Linked DNA regions of Homo sapiens: region 2 is linked to region 1. Evidence: read pairs that join two places in POLR2A ChIA-PET (ENCODE). Cell type or tissue: GM12878. All regions are shown on one strand. Links, peaks and the distances in the headings refer to the core of each region. The heading gives the core; the rest is flanking DNA.

Region 1 (7,604 bases), core at 1,529-5,528:
TAGCGAAACCCTGTCTCTACCGAAAATACAAAAATTAGCCTGGTGTGATGGTGCACGCTTGTAATTCCAGCTACTCGGGAGGCTGAGACAGAAGAATTGCTTGAACCTGGGAGGCAGAGGTTGCAGTGAGCTCATATTGTGCCATTGCATGCCAGCCTGGGTGACAGAGTAAGACTGTCTCACAACAAAACAAAACAAAGAAAAAGTTTGCTGACCTCTGATCTGAGCTCTTGTCTCTTGCCTGGACAATTGCTCCTGACTTGTTTCCTAACTTCACTCTCAGAGTAGTCATCATGGCCTTTGAAACATTATGCAGGTAAGGTAATTATCTTGCTTAAAATCTTCTAATGTTGTCCAGCCACTGTTAGAATAATGTACATTTCTTACACTGGCCTGTGAGGGCCTGCAGAATCTTGCTCCATACTCTCTCCAATGTGATGCTGTACCATTCCATTTTTGCTCATGACATCTGGCCACACCAGCTCCTTGCTGCTCCTGGAACCGTCCAAGCCATTTCCATGTTCTGGGTATTAATACTTGTTTCCCCTACCCGAAGGACTCTTCCCCTAGCTCCTTTCGTATCCGACTTATTCTCATCCTTTGGGTTTTCCCTGACTTTCCTGATTTTCTTGTCAGAAGTAGTTCCCTTCACTACAGAGCAGGATGCATCAGCTTGTCACTGTTCATTCCCCAGTGCCTAATATAATGCTTTGGCACAGCATAAGTGCCAGATAAATATTTCTTGAAAGAAGACTGAATGAATGGATGAATGATAAACACATTTCAAAATCATTTGCCTTTCTGTTCATTTTTTGAGATGTAGTTAAATATGGTAAATCTTTCCTGAGTAATTTAGACTCTTTGGTTTGTTAAACAAATTTTATGTTAGACAGTTACTTCTGCTAATGCATTCTTTTTAAAATCGTGTTTAGGAATTCCATATTTAAATCAGGAAGAAGAAAGACAGTTAAGAGAGCAGTATGATGAAAAACGTTCACAGGCGAATGGTGCAGGAGCTCTGTCCTATGTATCTCCTAACACTTCAAAATGTCCTGTCACGATTCCTGAGGATCAAAAGAAGTTTATTGACCAAGTGGTGTAAGTTCCTAAATTAAAACTAAGCGTGCATTGTGTGCTATATATTGGGGATGACAGGCATCTATATCTCAAACCTGTGCTTTACAAACATAGTACACACACGGGTGTGATGTTGTGAATGGCAGGATATAATTGTGGCATATTAAAAAAAAAATTTTTTTTTTTTTTTTTTTGAGACAGTCTTGCTCTTTTGCCCAGGCTGGAGTGCATTGGTGCAATCCTGGCTTACTGCAACCTCTGCCTCCTAGGTTCAAGCAATTCTTGTGCCTCAGCCTCCAGAGTAGCTGGGATTATAGGCGTGCACCACCACACCCGCCTAATTTTTATATTTTTAGTAGAGACGAGGTTTTGCCATGTTGGCCACGCTGGTCTCGAACTCCTGGCCTCAAGTGATCTGCCCGCCTCAGCCTCTCAAAGTGTTGAGATTACAGGCATGAGCCAGCATGCCTAGCCGGCATATTCAAATTAGTGTAACAGCAACAAATTGTAAATAGAGTTCCATGTATTGTACTTGGACTTGCTACATGTCACTAGGCAAGAGATTTCAGTACGTGGTCAGACCTGCGTGGATTTTTTATTTTATTTTATTTTTTTTAATAGAGACGGATCTCACTATGTTTCCCAGGCTGGTGTCAAACTCCTGAGCTCAAGGGATCTTCCTGCCTCAGCCTCCCAGAGCGCTGGGATTACAGGCGTGAGCCATTGTCCAGCCCCTTTTCTTGTTTTTTAAATGCTAATCAGCTGACTTCTAAAACTTGCATGGACTGAATACCTGACAGCCACTGTCCAATGTCCTTGAAGGCAGAGGAGTGGATCAGGCTTATCCAGCCTGTAGCATGTCCATGTTCTCTTTGCTTGCAGTAAAGGTGCCGACAAGCAGATGTGATTTTGGACAAGTGTCTGGTCTTGCTCAGCTTAGTTGTTGGTGTAACCATTTTACTGGGAAAGTCAAAAATTAAATCACTTGTATTGACGAGTCCTTGAGAAGTTGTCACTAATAAATAGCAGCAGTAACCCTCTTCCCCCCAAAATACGCCAAATAAAGCTTTTTTATTTTATGTTATTTATTTTTTGAGACAGGGTCTCGTTCTGTTGCCAAGGCTGGAGTGCAGTGATGCGATCACAGCTCACTGCAGCCTCAACTTCCTGGGCTCAGGTGATCCTCCCACCTCCGCTTCTGGAGTAGCTGGGACCACAGTTACACTGCACCACTCCCAGCTAATTTTTAAGATTTATTTTTTGTAGTGAGGGGCTCTCAGTATATTGCCCAGGCTGGTCGCGAACTCCTGGGCTCAAGTGATCCACCCAACGTCGACCTCCCAAAGTGCTGGGATTCTATGCCTAGGTCAAAATAAAGCATTTTTAAAAAAGTCTTTGAACTAAAATTTCTAGGGTAATTTGGTAGAATTACATTGTCACATGTTCTTATAGTTAGACTGTTTTTGGTTGTGATTATTTTCTTGGTTGATGACTTCATTCCTTAAAGGTACTGATGGTTATGGTCTATTCTTATTCCTCAGAGAGAAAATAGAGGATTTATTACAAAGTGAAGAAAACAAGAACTTGGATTTAGAGCCATGTACCGGGTTAGTTGTCCTGAACATTTCTGCATGTCCTTTTTTTGGAAAGGTAGATGGTTTGTGGCATTTGATGCATCTAGTCTTTTAAAAACAGCTTTATAAAGGGTCTTTTTATTATTGCTATGTTCTCAAGAATTAAACACTAACTTTAGCGTTACACAGTGGGGATGACTGTGTATACTGAGACACTGAATGAATGCTTTGTCCTGTACTTGGAGCGGAGAAAACTGTTGTGCAACCTTGACTTTCAGTTATGCCCAAGAGTGGCATAATTAATTTGGCCTTGAGGCGCGCTTAATACGTGAAGGCTTCAGAAGAAAGAATTCACTTTCAGGCTACTTCCACCCTTTTAATTTCTCTCTGTATTCAGAGAACATTAGCATTTCAAAGAGTCAGTAACGTGATTGTCTTTTTTTCCTTTTACTTTGTGAGGAGTTTCACAAAAGTATTTCAATGCATCTGTCTACTTTAAGCTCTCTTTATGCAGCTGCAGGAAGCAATATTTTGATTAGACGAGAACTTCTACCTCTTCAGTAAAAGCAGCATAATATTAAAGAAAATTTTAGAAGACAAGTGATGAGGAAATCCCCCCACCTCAAAAAACCTGCGTATTTTTGTTTGCAAATTACCTATCAGTTCTAATGAAGTCTCTTTTTAAAGCGAAATCCTTCTCAACAAATGCTTGATCAGTTTGGATTTACTTCTAATGAGCCAAAATCAATACCTTTTCTTTTGTTTTTATAGGTTCCAAAGAAAACTAATTTATCAGACTTTGAGCTGGAAGTAAGTATTTATATTGTATGCAGCAGCTCTGTGGGGGACCCAGGATTTAAAGACTAAATATAATCTCTTAGTTCTCATTTCCTTTTTGAAATTCTGCGGTTCTCAGTGATTTGACTACATGAAGTTCCCCCTACTTTCTTAAGTTGAATACTCACTTAATTTTCTTTTGTTATTGTTTTTTAACAGATGCTTTAAGGCTTCTTAAAATAATTATCACTTTGGTGCATCTGTTAAGCTATGGATTGGTAGTGTTTTTGTCCTTTGGGGTATACAATAAATATTTGGTTTTCAGACCTAGGAAATACTCAGATGAATGCTTTTGGTAAAGCAAGAGTTCTTAACTTAGGGTGAGACTATGGATGGGTTTCAGGAGGTCTGTGAATCCCCTGAAATAACATCCAGACTTTTGTGTGTGTATTTTTCCAAGGATGTTTCCCTTGGTTTCCTTGTGTTTGCAGGTGGGTCTTCAACTCAGAAATTGAACATTGACATAGACAGGTGGACATTTCCATTTGACTTTGGGGACCTTGTTCTTCTGTTGGAATCTACCAGTGACATGTATACTGGGAATATACTTTGAACACAACAGGAAAGGGCTGTTTAGTTTGCCCACACTCCTTTCCTGTCATGTCGTCCTTGCAGCCTACTCCACCTGCATTCCAGATCCCTCTCCTCCTTGGCTGATGCAAGCTGTTAATACCATGCAAAACTACAGCAGAGCTGGCCATCTAAAACCTCCTCTTTATATGCCCTGTGCAATCTAAAAAGACTCAGGCCGGGCGCGGTGGCTCACTCCTGTAATCCTGGTACTTTGGGAGGCCGAGGTGGGCAGATCACCTGAGGTCAGGAGTTCAAGACCAGCCTGGCCAACATGGTGAAACCCCGTCTCTACTACAAATACAAAATTTAGCCGGACATGGTGGCACATGCCTGTAATCCCAGCTACTTGGGAGGCAAAGGCAGGAGCATCTCTTGAACCCTGGAGGCAGAGGTGCAGTGAGCCAAGATTGCGGCTTGGCACTCCAGCCTGAGTGGCAGAGTGAGACTCCATCTCAAAAAAATAAATAAATAAATAAAATAAAAAGACTTTCACAATTTCAGTTAGGAAACATTTTTATATTTGGAAGCAAGATTTGACTCTGTGGTAATGAGTTGACTGTATTTTGAGATGTAGGACATTTTAGAAAGTGCCTAAGTCCTGGTCAGGCGCAGTGGCTCACACCTGTAATCCCAATACTTTGGGAGGCCCAGGCGGGAGGATCACGAGGTCAGGACATCGAGACCATCCTGGCTAACACGGTGAAACCCCGTTTCTACTAAAAATACAAAAAATTAGCTGGGTGTGGTGGCAGGTGCCTATAGTCCCAGCTACTTGGGAAGCTGAGGCAGGAGAATGGCGTGAACCAGGGAGGTGGAGCTTGCAGTGAGCCGAGATCGCGCCACTGCCCTCCAGCCTGGGCGACAGAGAGAGACTCTTGTCTCAAAAAAAAAAAAAAAAATAGAAAATACCTAAGTCCTAAAAAAAATTAATTTGAAGTCAAATCCACGTTTATGTGTTTAAGAGCAAGGGTAAGGAAACATTTAGCAGCTGAAACGTTATAAAATAAATGTGCTGTAAAGTCTCCATTGTAGTGATAATTATTTTGTAGTTAATAAAACTTACTTAATTAGTAGCTGGATAGTTGCTTATAAAATACTTTGGGATTTAGCTGTCATTGACTCATCTACTGATACTATGTTTTTCTTTTCTTTAGGTATCCGAAAGGCATTCATGTTGAGACTTTAGAAACTGAAAAGGTAACCCCAAGAATTATCTAGGGCTAACATTAAACACATCCATTGTTACACTGTTAGGGGTTTCTTTTTTTTTTCTTTTTTTTTTTCCCTCAGGGTCTTTCTCTGATTACCCAGGCTGGAGTGCAGTGGTTAGTCACGGCTCACTGCAGCCTTGACTTCCTGGGCTCAGGTGATCCTCCTACATCAGCCTCCCAAGCTGGGACTACAGGCTCGTGCCACCATGCTTGGCTAATTTTTTATATTTTTAGTAGAGACAGGGTTTCGCCCTGTTGCCCAGGCTAGTCTTGAACTCCTGGGCTCAAACAATTTGCCCGCCTCGGCCTCGCAGAGTGCTGGATTACAGGCCTGAGCTACCATGCTCAATCCTTAGTGTGCTGAAAGTCAGAATTTGTATCTTGTCTGTGCTTGTTATGAGCTAGGTAACCTAGGGTAAGTCATTTGATCTCTTTAAGCCTAATTTTCTTCTGTACATTGGGACTGAGCATGATAACGGTGATCTATACTTTCTCATAGCCTTTTTATGGTGATACCGTGGGTAAGTGGAAGTGATGCCTTGTAAACTTGAAAGTATACAAATATTAGTTTGTATTCTTACTATGGCAGAAAGCTATAATGGTACATGTGAAGAAATGGCTTCATGTTGCGTGGGCAGACAAAATTAAATTTTAGAATTTGGGTCGTAAGCACAGCTATTGTCCTGAGTACACAGGGTACACTGATAGAATTGTGATGGGAAGTGGGTGGCTAGTGGTGGGTTCCTTCTGCAGTTTTTCAATTTTATAATTTGTTGTTGCTGTTAAGTCAGGTATAAAATTAGAGATTAAATAAAGTAGAAAAATAATCTTGGTAGATAATTTATCTTTAGTGGACACAAAATATATGAGAAAGAAAGTACTAGTTATCTGACACTTTGGCAGAAAATCCAGAGTTTTTTCTTATGGTAATACAACATATATATGTAAGTTTTGTTAATGTTAATACAACATATACATTTTACTTTAAAACTCTTCAGAAGTCAATGTTCAAATGCAATATAACTTTTTTAGTATTTGTCATAGGAAATGTCTTATTCTCACAGTCTGTTGATATTTTTAACTGATGTCTGTTGGGTTGAATTAGTAAACCGTAGGAAAATGTCATGGAAACACAGAGACAAAATTTGGTTTGTAATGCATTAGCTCAACTTATGTTGGCATTTCAAAGTATTTTCTGTTGTATTTGGCTCATGAAAGACTACAGTGGCTGGGCATGGTGGCTCAGGCCTGTAATCCCAGCACTTTGGGAGGCTGAGATGAGCAGGTCATTTGAGCCCAGGAGTTTGAGACCAGCCTGGACAACATGGTGAAACTCCGTCTCTACTAAAAATATAAAAAGAAATTAGCCAGGCATAGTGGTACATGCCTGTAGTCCCAGCTACTCAGGAGGCTGAGGTGAGAGGATCATCTGAACCCAGAAATTTGAGGCTGCAGTGAGCTGTGATCATGCCACTGCACTCCAGCCTGAGCAATGGGAGTGATAACCTGTCACACATACAAAAAAAGTGTGCGGTTACAAAAATTACAACTTCTGGCTGGGTGTGGTGGCTCATGCCTGTAATCCCAGCACTTTGGGATGCCAAGGTGGGCAGATCACTTGAGGTCAGGAGTTTGAGACCAGCCTGGGCAACATGGTGAAACCCTGTCTCTACTACAAATACAAAAATTAGCTGGGCGTATTGGTGCGCACCTGTAATCTTGGCTACTCTGGAGGCTGAGGCAGGAGAATCACTTGAATCTGGGAGGCAGAGTTTGCAGTGAGCTGAGGTTGTGCCACTGCACTCCAGCTTGGGTGACAGAGTGAGACTGTCTCAAAAAAAAAATTCTAATGGCAGCAGAAATCTGAATTTTTTGGATTAAGTTGTCTCTAGAAAATTGTATATATCTGTGGCCAGGACCGTGGCTCACACCTGTAATCCCAGCACTTTGGGAGACTGAGGCGGGTGGATCACCTGAGGTGGGGAGTTTGAGACCAGCCTGACCAACATGGAGAAACTCCGTCTCTACTAAAAATACAAAAATTAGCCGGGTGTGGTGGCACAAGCCTGTAATCCCAGCTACTCGGGAGGCTAAGGTAAGATAATCGCTTGAACCCAGGAGGCGGAGTTTGCAGTGAGCTGAGATCATGCAATTGCACTCCAGCCTGAGCAACAAGAGCGAAACTCTGTCTCAAAAAAAAAGAAAAAGAAAAGAAAATTGTATATCTGCTTTATGTCTTTTAGAAGGAGCGATATATAGTTATCAGCAAAGTAGATGAAGAAGAACGCAAAAGAAGAGAGCAGCAGAAACATGCCAAAGAACAGGTAATTGG
Region 2 (7,604 bases), core at 1,560-5,559, 220 kb after region 1:
CACAGTAGCTCAAACCTGTAATCTCAACAATTTAGGAGGCCAAGGTGGGAGGATCACTTGAGCCCAGGAGTCCAAGACCAGCCTGGGCAACACGGTGAGACCCTGTCTCTACAAAAAATACAAAAACTAGCCATGCGCGGTGGCATATGCCTGTAGTCCCAGCTACTCAGGGGCCTGAGGTGGGAGAATAACTTGAGCCCTGGAAGTTGATGCTGCAGTGAGCCATGACGGCATCACTGCACTCCAGCCTGGGCAACAGAGTGAGATGTCATCTCAAAAACAAACAAAAAATAACATTTTATAGTCAAGCGTGGTGTCAGGCACCTGTGATCCCAGCTACTTGGGAGGCTGAGGCAGGAGGATCGCTTGAACCTGGGAGGTAGAGGTTGCAGTGAGCCAAGATTGTACCACTGCACTCCAGCCTTGGTGACAGAGTGAGACTCTGTCTCAAAATAAATAAAAATATATTTTATACTTTATTTTGATAAATAATAAATTATAATAATTTATTATATGTCATAAATATACCATGGGCTCAAGTGATCCTTCCCCCTCAGCCTCCCAAGTAGCTAGGACTACAGGCACGTGCTACCATGCCCAGCTGATTTTTCTATTTTTAGTGGAGATCAGGTTTCACTATGTTGCTCAGGCTGGTCTTGAACTCCTGAGCTCAAGCAGTCTGCCTGCCTTGGGCTCCCAAAAATAGTGGGATTAATTACAGGCGTGAGCCACCGCGGCCAGACACGTTTTAGATTTTAAACCAGGATCCTATCACGCATGCATTGCACGTTGCATTTGGTTGCATTGTTTCAATCTTTGGGTCTATTTTTTTGTCCTGCCATTTCCCCCTACCCATGACACTGACTTCTAGAAGAGTCTAGGTTCTTTTTGTATTGTAGGTTATCTTAAATTCTGTACAGCATTCCCCCCTTGTCCAAGGGGAGTACACTCCAATAACCCCACTGATGCCTAAAACTGTGGCTAGTACTGAGCCCTATATATATTAATACTATGTCTCTTTCTGTAGATAGATACCCTTGACAAAGTTTAATTTATAAATTAGGCACAGTAAGAAATCAGCGACAAGGACTCATGATAAAATGGCACAATTATAACAATATACTGTAATGAGTTTTATGAATGTGGGCTGTCAATATCCTGCTACACTGTAGTCACCGATTTTCATTTCTTTTTGAGATGGAGCTTCGCTCTTGTCACCCAGGCTGGAGTGCAATGGTGCAATCTCAGCTCACGGCAACCTCTGCCTCCCGGGTTCAAGCGATTCTCCTGCCTCAGCCTCCTGAGTAGCTGAGATTACAGGAGTGTGCCACCATGGCTGGCTAATTTTTTGTATTTTTAGTAGAGACAGGGTTTCCCTATGTTGGCCAGGCTGGTCTCGAACTCCTGACCTCAGGTGATCCACCTGCCTTGAGCTCCCAAAGTGCCAGGATTATAGGCATGAGTCACTGCACCTGGCCAGTCACCTATTTTCCAACCACAGTTGACCACGAGTAACAGAAACCTGGGAAAGTGACATTGAGGATAAGGGAGAACTACTGTATTTGTGTAATTCTTTTTTTTTTTTTTTTTGAGATGGAGTGTTGCTCTGTTGCCCAGGCTGCAGTGTAGTGGCACGGTCTTGGCTCACTGCTGCAACCTCTGCCTCCCGGGTTCAAGCAATTCTAGTGCTCTCGAACTCCTGATCTCGAGTGATCTGCCCACCTTGGCCTCCCAAAGTGCTGGGTTACAGGAGTGAGCCACCGTGTCTGGCCTGTATTTGCCTAATTTTTCCCTCGTGAAGCCGTTCAACTTGTTCATCTGTCTCATGTATTTCCTGCACCCTGGAAAGTTAGGCCTAGATGAAAGATTTTTTTTTTTTTTTTTTTTTGAGATGGGGTCTCACTCTGTCGCCAGGCTGGAGTGCAATGGCACGATCTCGGCTCACTGCAACCTCCGCCTCCTGGGTTCAGGTGGTTCTCCTGCCTCAGCCTCCGGAGTAGCTGGGACTACAGGCGCGTGCCACCATGCCTGGCTAATTTTTTGTATTTTTAGTAGAGATGGGGTTTCACCATGTTAGCCAGGATGGTCTCGATCTCCTGACCTTGTGATCCGCCTGCCTCGGCCTCCCAAAGTGCTGGGATTACAGGCGTGAGCCACCACGCCTGGCGAGATGAAAGATTTTAGCGCCCCAGGGGTAACGTGATGTTGGGTCACATCACGGGGGCACCTGCCAGCAGACTGTACCACTCAGGGGTCCTGAGCTTATTGCTTCATTTACGTGTTCACTGCTTGATGTCCCCATTGTCAAGTCATTGTCCCTCTGCCATAGGTAGTCTGTGGGGTGCTGTCCTGGCTCTGGGTGAGTAGCCTGCTCCCCAGTGACCTTTTACCCAGCACATTGGCATCTCATCATGACCCTGGCCTGAATCGACAATTGCACTGGGGTTTGCAAAACTGTGATTTTGCTAACTCCATCATAACTGCTACATTTGAACTGGTAATCTTCTATAGAAAAGAACTTTTCTGACTGGGCGTGGTGGGTCATTCCTGTAATCCCAACACTTTGGGAGGATGAGGCAGGAGGATCGCTTGAGCCCAAAAGTTTGGGACCAGCCAGGGCAACATATTGAGACCTCGTTTCTACAAAACATTTAAAAATTAGCTGAGCATGGTGTGGCATGCACTTGTGGGGCTATCTGGGAGGCTGAGGCAAGAGGATCGCTTGAGCCCAGGAATTGGAGGCTACAGTGAGCTGTGATTGCATCACTACATTCCAGCCTGGGTGATGCAGTGACACCCTGTCTCAAAAAAAAAAAAAAAAAAAGGCTTTCCCCCACTTTTATTTTTTAAGTTCAGTGAATTCTTATTAGAGTGAGTTATGTTTTCTAAAGTTGCCACAGCAAACATTGAATTAAGGCATGCTGAACCCTTGCTTCCAGGGGAAATATAGGTTTAGTTCCTGTAAGCCTCTGGTCATGTTGTCAACTGATGAATACATAACCTGGTTTTATCTGCCTTTCTGTTTGAAGATGCCTTATTTAATATACATGTTTGGTTTGTTAACATTGAACTAAAAGCCAGCAGCACTACAACTTGTCTCTGAGTGAAGCTTATCTGACATACACATTTTCTCTGTGAGGCTCATCACAGCTTTCCTTGCTTAGAAACATTGGACACTAAGGCTGGGCACGGTGGCTCACGCCTGTAATCCCAGCACTATGGAAGGCTGAGGCGGGTAGATCACCTGAGGTCAGGAGTTGGAGACCAGTCTGGCCAACATGGTGAAACCCCGTCTCTACTAAAAATACAAAAAATAGCCAGGTGTGGTGGTGCATGCCTGTAATCCTAGCTACTCGGGAGGCTGAGGCAGGAGAATTGCTTGAACCCGGGAGGCGGAGGCTGCAGTGCGCCAAGATTGCGCCACTGCATCCCAGCTTGGGCAACAGAGTGAAACTCTGTCTAAAAAAAAAAAAAAAGAAAAGAAACTTTGGACATCACATTAGCAGTACACGGGGACCATTTTAAGTGATAAAATCACCTACACAAATACAGAAAACGTGGCACATCTGGTTAAATCGACTACAAAAAGGACGCTTGTTTACAGTATGGGAACTGAAAGGAGGCAGAGTGTCACCTTGTTTGACCTCCCCTGGGAGCACTCACGTCAGGAGATTAAGATTTTTTTCCCTGCTTTGCCTTTGTGATTGACAATGAAAATGTTGCAAGTGCTGTTGATTTGGGGGTTACAAATAAATTATAGCGAGTAGGCATATCTGCAAATATCAGATCCTTGAATAATGAGGATAATTGTCAATATGGACAGATGGATTTTTATTCATCCAATTTATTATTCAATATGTTATACTTCATTATAGTCATTATTCTTCTAGATGTTTAAAAGTCCCTGTGTGGCCAACGGATGTCCCTTCGACCTGACTTCTATGTCCCTTTGATGTGATTCTTTTTGTCTTTGATAGCTTTCTCGATTTTCTATACAAGATATCGTAAGCTCAGCTGGAATCAGCCATTTCTCCAAAGAGCCTCAGTTCTTAGTTAAGAGGAAATGGTGTTTAGAATCCCAGACCTGGGTGTTAGATGTGCTCATTGCTGCTGGGCTGTCATTACCCCAGGCTATTTCAGTGGACAGAGACCTAAAATGTATTTTTAAAAAATTATGCGTGGGTTGGACATGGTAGCTTACGCCTATAAATCTCAGCACTTTGGGAGGCTGAGGCAGGCAGATGGATGGAGCCCTGGAGTTCAAGACCAGCCTGGGCAATATGGTGAAACCCTATCTGTACAAAAAATACAAAAATTAGCTGCACTTGGTGGCACACACCTGTTGTCCCAGTTACTTTGGAGGCTGAGGTGGGAGGATCACTTGAGCCTGGGAGGCAGAGGCTGCAGTGAGCTAAGATCTTGCCATTGCACTCCAGCCTGGGTGATAGAGCAAGACAAGACCTTTTCTCAAAAACAACAAAACAACAAACTCATGCATGAATACTGATAAATCTTATATGTATACATATAAAATTGAAACCTTGGAAAGTGAAACAAAGGATAAGGGAGATATCAACAGAGGATACTGATAGTTCCAATGTAAACGTCACATGTCAAGAGTGTTTTCATAACTACTTTTTTTATTGTTTTTAGAATATACATAACATAAATTGACCTTCTTAATTTTTCTTTTTTATTGAGATGGAGTCTCACTCTGTCACCCAGGCTGGAGTGTAGTGGTGCAATCTTGGCTCACTGTAACCCTCGCCTCCCAGGTCCAAGCCATCCTCCTGCCTCAACCTCCCGAGTAGCTGGGATTACAGGCATGTGCCACTATGCCCAGCTAATTTTTATATTTTTAGTAGAGATGGGGTTTCACCATGTTGGTCAGGCTGGTGATCTCCTGACCTCAGGTGATCCGCCCACCTCGGCCTCCCAAAGTGCTGAGATTACAGGTGTGAGCCACTGCACTTGGCCTGACCTTCTTAACTTTTTAAGTTCAATGACATTAAGTGCATTCACATTATTGGGCAGCCCTCGCCACCATCCACCTCCAGAATGTTTTCATTTTCCCAGACCACGATTCAGTATCCATTAAATACAAACTCCTCATCTCCCTTCCCAGCCCTCGGTAACACCGTTCTATTTTCTGTCTCTATAAATCTGACTACTCTAGGAACCTCATATGTGGAATCACACACTGTCTGTCCTGCCATGACTATCTGCTTTTACAAAGCATGATGTTTTTGACAATCATCTGTATTGTAGCCTATGTCAGAATTGTCTTCTTTTTTTTTTTGGACAGAGTCTTGCTCTGTCACCCAGGCTGGAGTGCAGTAGTGCGATTTCAGCTCACTGCAACCTCTGCCTCCCAGGTTGAAGCAGTTCTCCTGCTTCAGCCTTCCGAGTAGCTGGGACTACAGGTGCCCACCCCCATGTCCGGCTAATTTTTTGTGTTTTTAGTAAAGACGGGGTTTCACCATGTTGTCCAGGGTAGTCTCGATCTCCTGACCTCGTGGTCGATCTGCCCGCCTCGGCCTCTCAAAGTGCTGGGATTACAGGCGTGAGCCACCGCGCCCAGCCAATTTCCTTCCTTTTTTGAGGCTAAATAATATTCTATTGTCTTTATATACCATATTTTGTTTATCATTCATCTGATAATAGACACGGGTGTTATTTCTACCTTTTGACTTATTGTGAATGATGCTCTTATGAATATTGGTATAAAAATGGCTGTTCAGCTGTTCATCCTAACTGCACTTATTTTTATTATTTTTTGAGATAGGGTCTCGCTCTGTTGCCCAGGCTAGAGTACAATGGCACAATCACAGCTCACTGCAGCCTCTACCTGGGCTCAGGAGATCCTCCCACCTCAGCCTCCCAAGTAGCTGGGAATACAGGTGTGCATCACCATGGCTGTTTTTTTGGTAGAGACTAGGTTTTGCTGTGTTGCCTGGACTGGTCTCAAAATCCTGGGCTCAAGTGATCCTCCCACCTCAGCCTCCCAAAGTGCAGGGATTATAGGCATGAGCCACCACACCTGGCCTCATCATAACTACTTTTATATTTATATCTCTTTTTTCACACACTGAAAATCTAGGTCCCTAAAAACATTAGTATTTATCCTACACTAAGTATACAATTATTCAAAAATTGTAATAGCAACAACCTCTAAAAACAAACCTACAAAAGATATAAAGCAGATTGGTGGTTTTCAGGGCCTGGGAGAAGGGTGGAGTAAGGAGTGGCTGATTCATGGGGATGAGGTGTTCTTTTGAGGCAATAAAAAGTTCCAGATAGTGATGATAGATAGTGGTGATAGTTGCACAACATCTTCAATGTCCTAAATGCCACCGAGTTGTACACTTTAAAACTTTAATTAATTTCATGTGAGTTTCACCTCAATTAAAAAAAAGAAGACAGGCCAGGCGCGGTGGCTCACGCCTGTAATCCCAGCACTTTGGGAGGCTGAGGCGGGTGGATCACGAGGCCAAGAGATTGACGCCATCCTGGCTAATATGGTGAAACCTCGTCTCTGCTAAAAATACAAAAATTAGCTGGGCGTGGTGGCACGCGCCTATAGTCCCAGATACGTGGGAGGCTGAGGCAGGAGAATCGCTTGAACCCGGGAGGCGGAGGTTGCAGTGAGCCGAGGTCGCACCACTGCTCTCCAGGCTGGGTGACAGAGCAAGACTCCGTCTCAAAACACACACGCGCTTGCACACACACACACACACACAGACATGGGGGCTATTTAAGATGCCTATGTCATTCTTTTTGTCCTTAAAATATGTCACTGAATATATATCACCCTGAGGAGGTACAGTAAGATCACTGTGTTCAACAGGTAGTATTAACAGAAATAAGTTTTCATCCAGGCACAGTGGCTCACTCCTGTAATCTCAGCGCTTTGGAAGCCGAGGTGGGCGGATTACTTGAGTTCAGGAGTTCGAGACCAGCCTGGCCAACATGGTGAAACCCTGTCTCTATGAAAAACACAAAAATTAACCAGGTGTGGTGGCAGGCGCCTGTAATCCCAGCTACTCGGGAGGCTGAGGCAGGAGAATCGCTTGAACCTGGGAGGTGAAGGCTGCAGTGAGCTGAGATTGTGCCACTGCACTCCAGCCTGGGCCATAGAGTGAGACTCTATCTCAAAAAATAAATAAATAAATAAGTTTTCTCATTTTGATTATGTTATCAATTTGATATGCAATTAGGTTACTTGTTTCTGTATTGTATTCACCTTTGGGATTTGCTTTTTATCTTTTTTTTATTATTATTATTATTATTTTTTGAGATGGAGTTTCACTCTTGTTGCCCAGGCTGGAGTGCAATGGTGCAATCTCAGCTCAGTGCAACCTCTACCTCCCGGGTTCAAGCGTTTCTCCTGCCTCAGCCTCCCGAGTGGCTGGGATTACAGGTGCGTGGCACCACACATGGCTAATTTTGTATTTTTAGTAGAGATAGGGTTTCTCCATGTTGGTCAGGCTGGTCTCAAACTCCTGACCTCAGGTGATCCGCCTGTCTCAGCCTCCCAAAGTGCTAGGATTACAGGCATGAGCCGCTGCATCCGGCCTATTTTTATTTGAGATGAGGGTCTCATT

The links. Peaks named below come from ENCODE experiments on the same cell type or tissue, not always from the same donor. Only the 100,000 strongest peaks of a DNase experiment are listed, where the experiment ranks them.
Region 2: POLR2A ChIA-PET joins it to region 1 with 9 read pairs; 3 of 35 experiments call an interaction of 5 or more read pairs at or near these places.

Annotation. Positions count from the first base shown.
Region 1 is chr16:14,604,138-14,611,741 of GRCh38, reverse strand. PARN (poly(A)-specific ribonuclease) reads left to right here. Exons shown (of 24, transcript NM_002582.4): 7 at 933-1,098; 8 at 2,619-2,684; 9 at 3,423-3,461; 10 at 5,216-5,258; 11 at 7,516-7,596. Among named protein-coding and RNA genes, the nearest start is that of PARN, 22 kb to the left of the region's middle. In GM12878, for the core only: no CTCF peak of the experiment used is centred there; DNase peaks (open chromatin) are centred at 3,540 and 5,411; H3K4me3 peaks cover 1,996 bases; H3K27ac peaks cover 3,753 bases.
Region 2 is chr16:14,381,450-14,389,053 of GRCh38, reverse strand. No RefSeq gene overlaps it. Among named protein-coding and RNA genes, the nearest start is that of LINC02130, 15 kb to the right of the region's middle. In GM12878, for the core only: no CTCF peak of the experiment used is centred there; no DNase peak of the experiment used is centred there.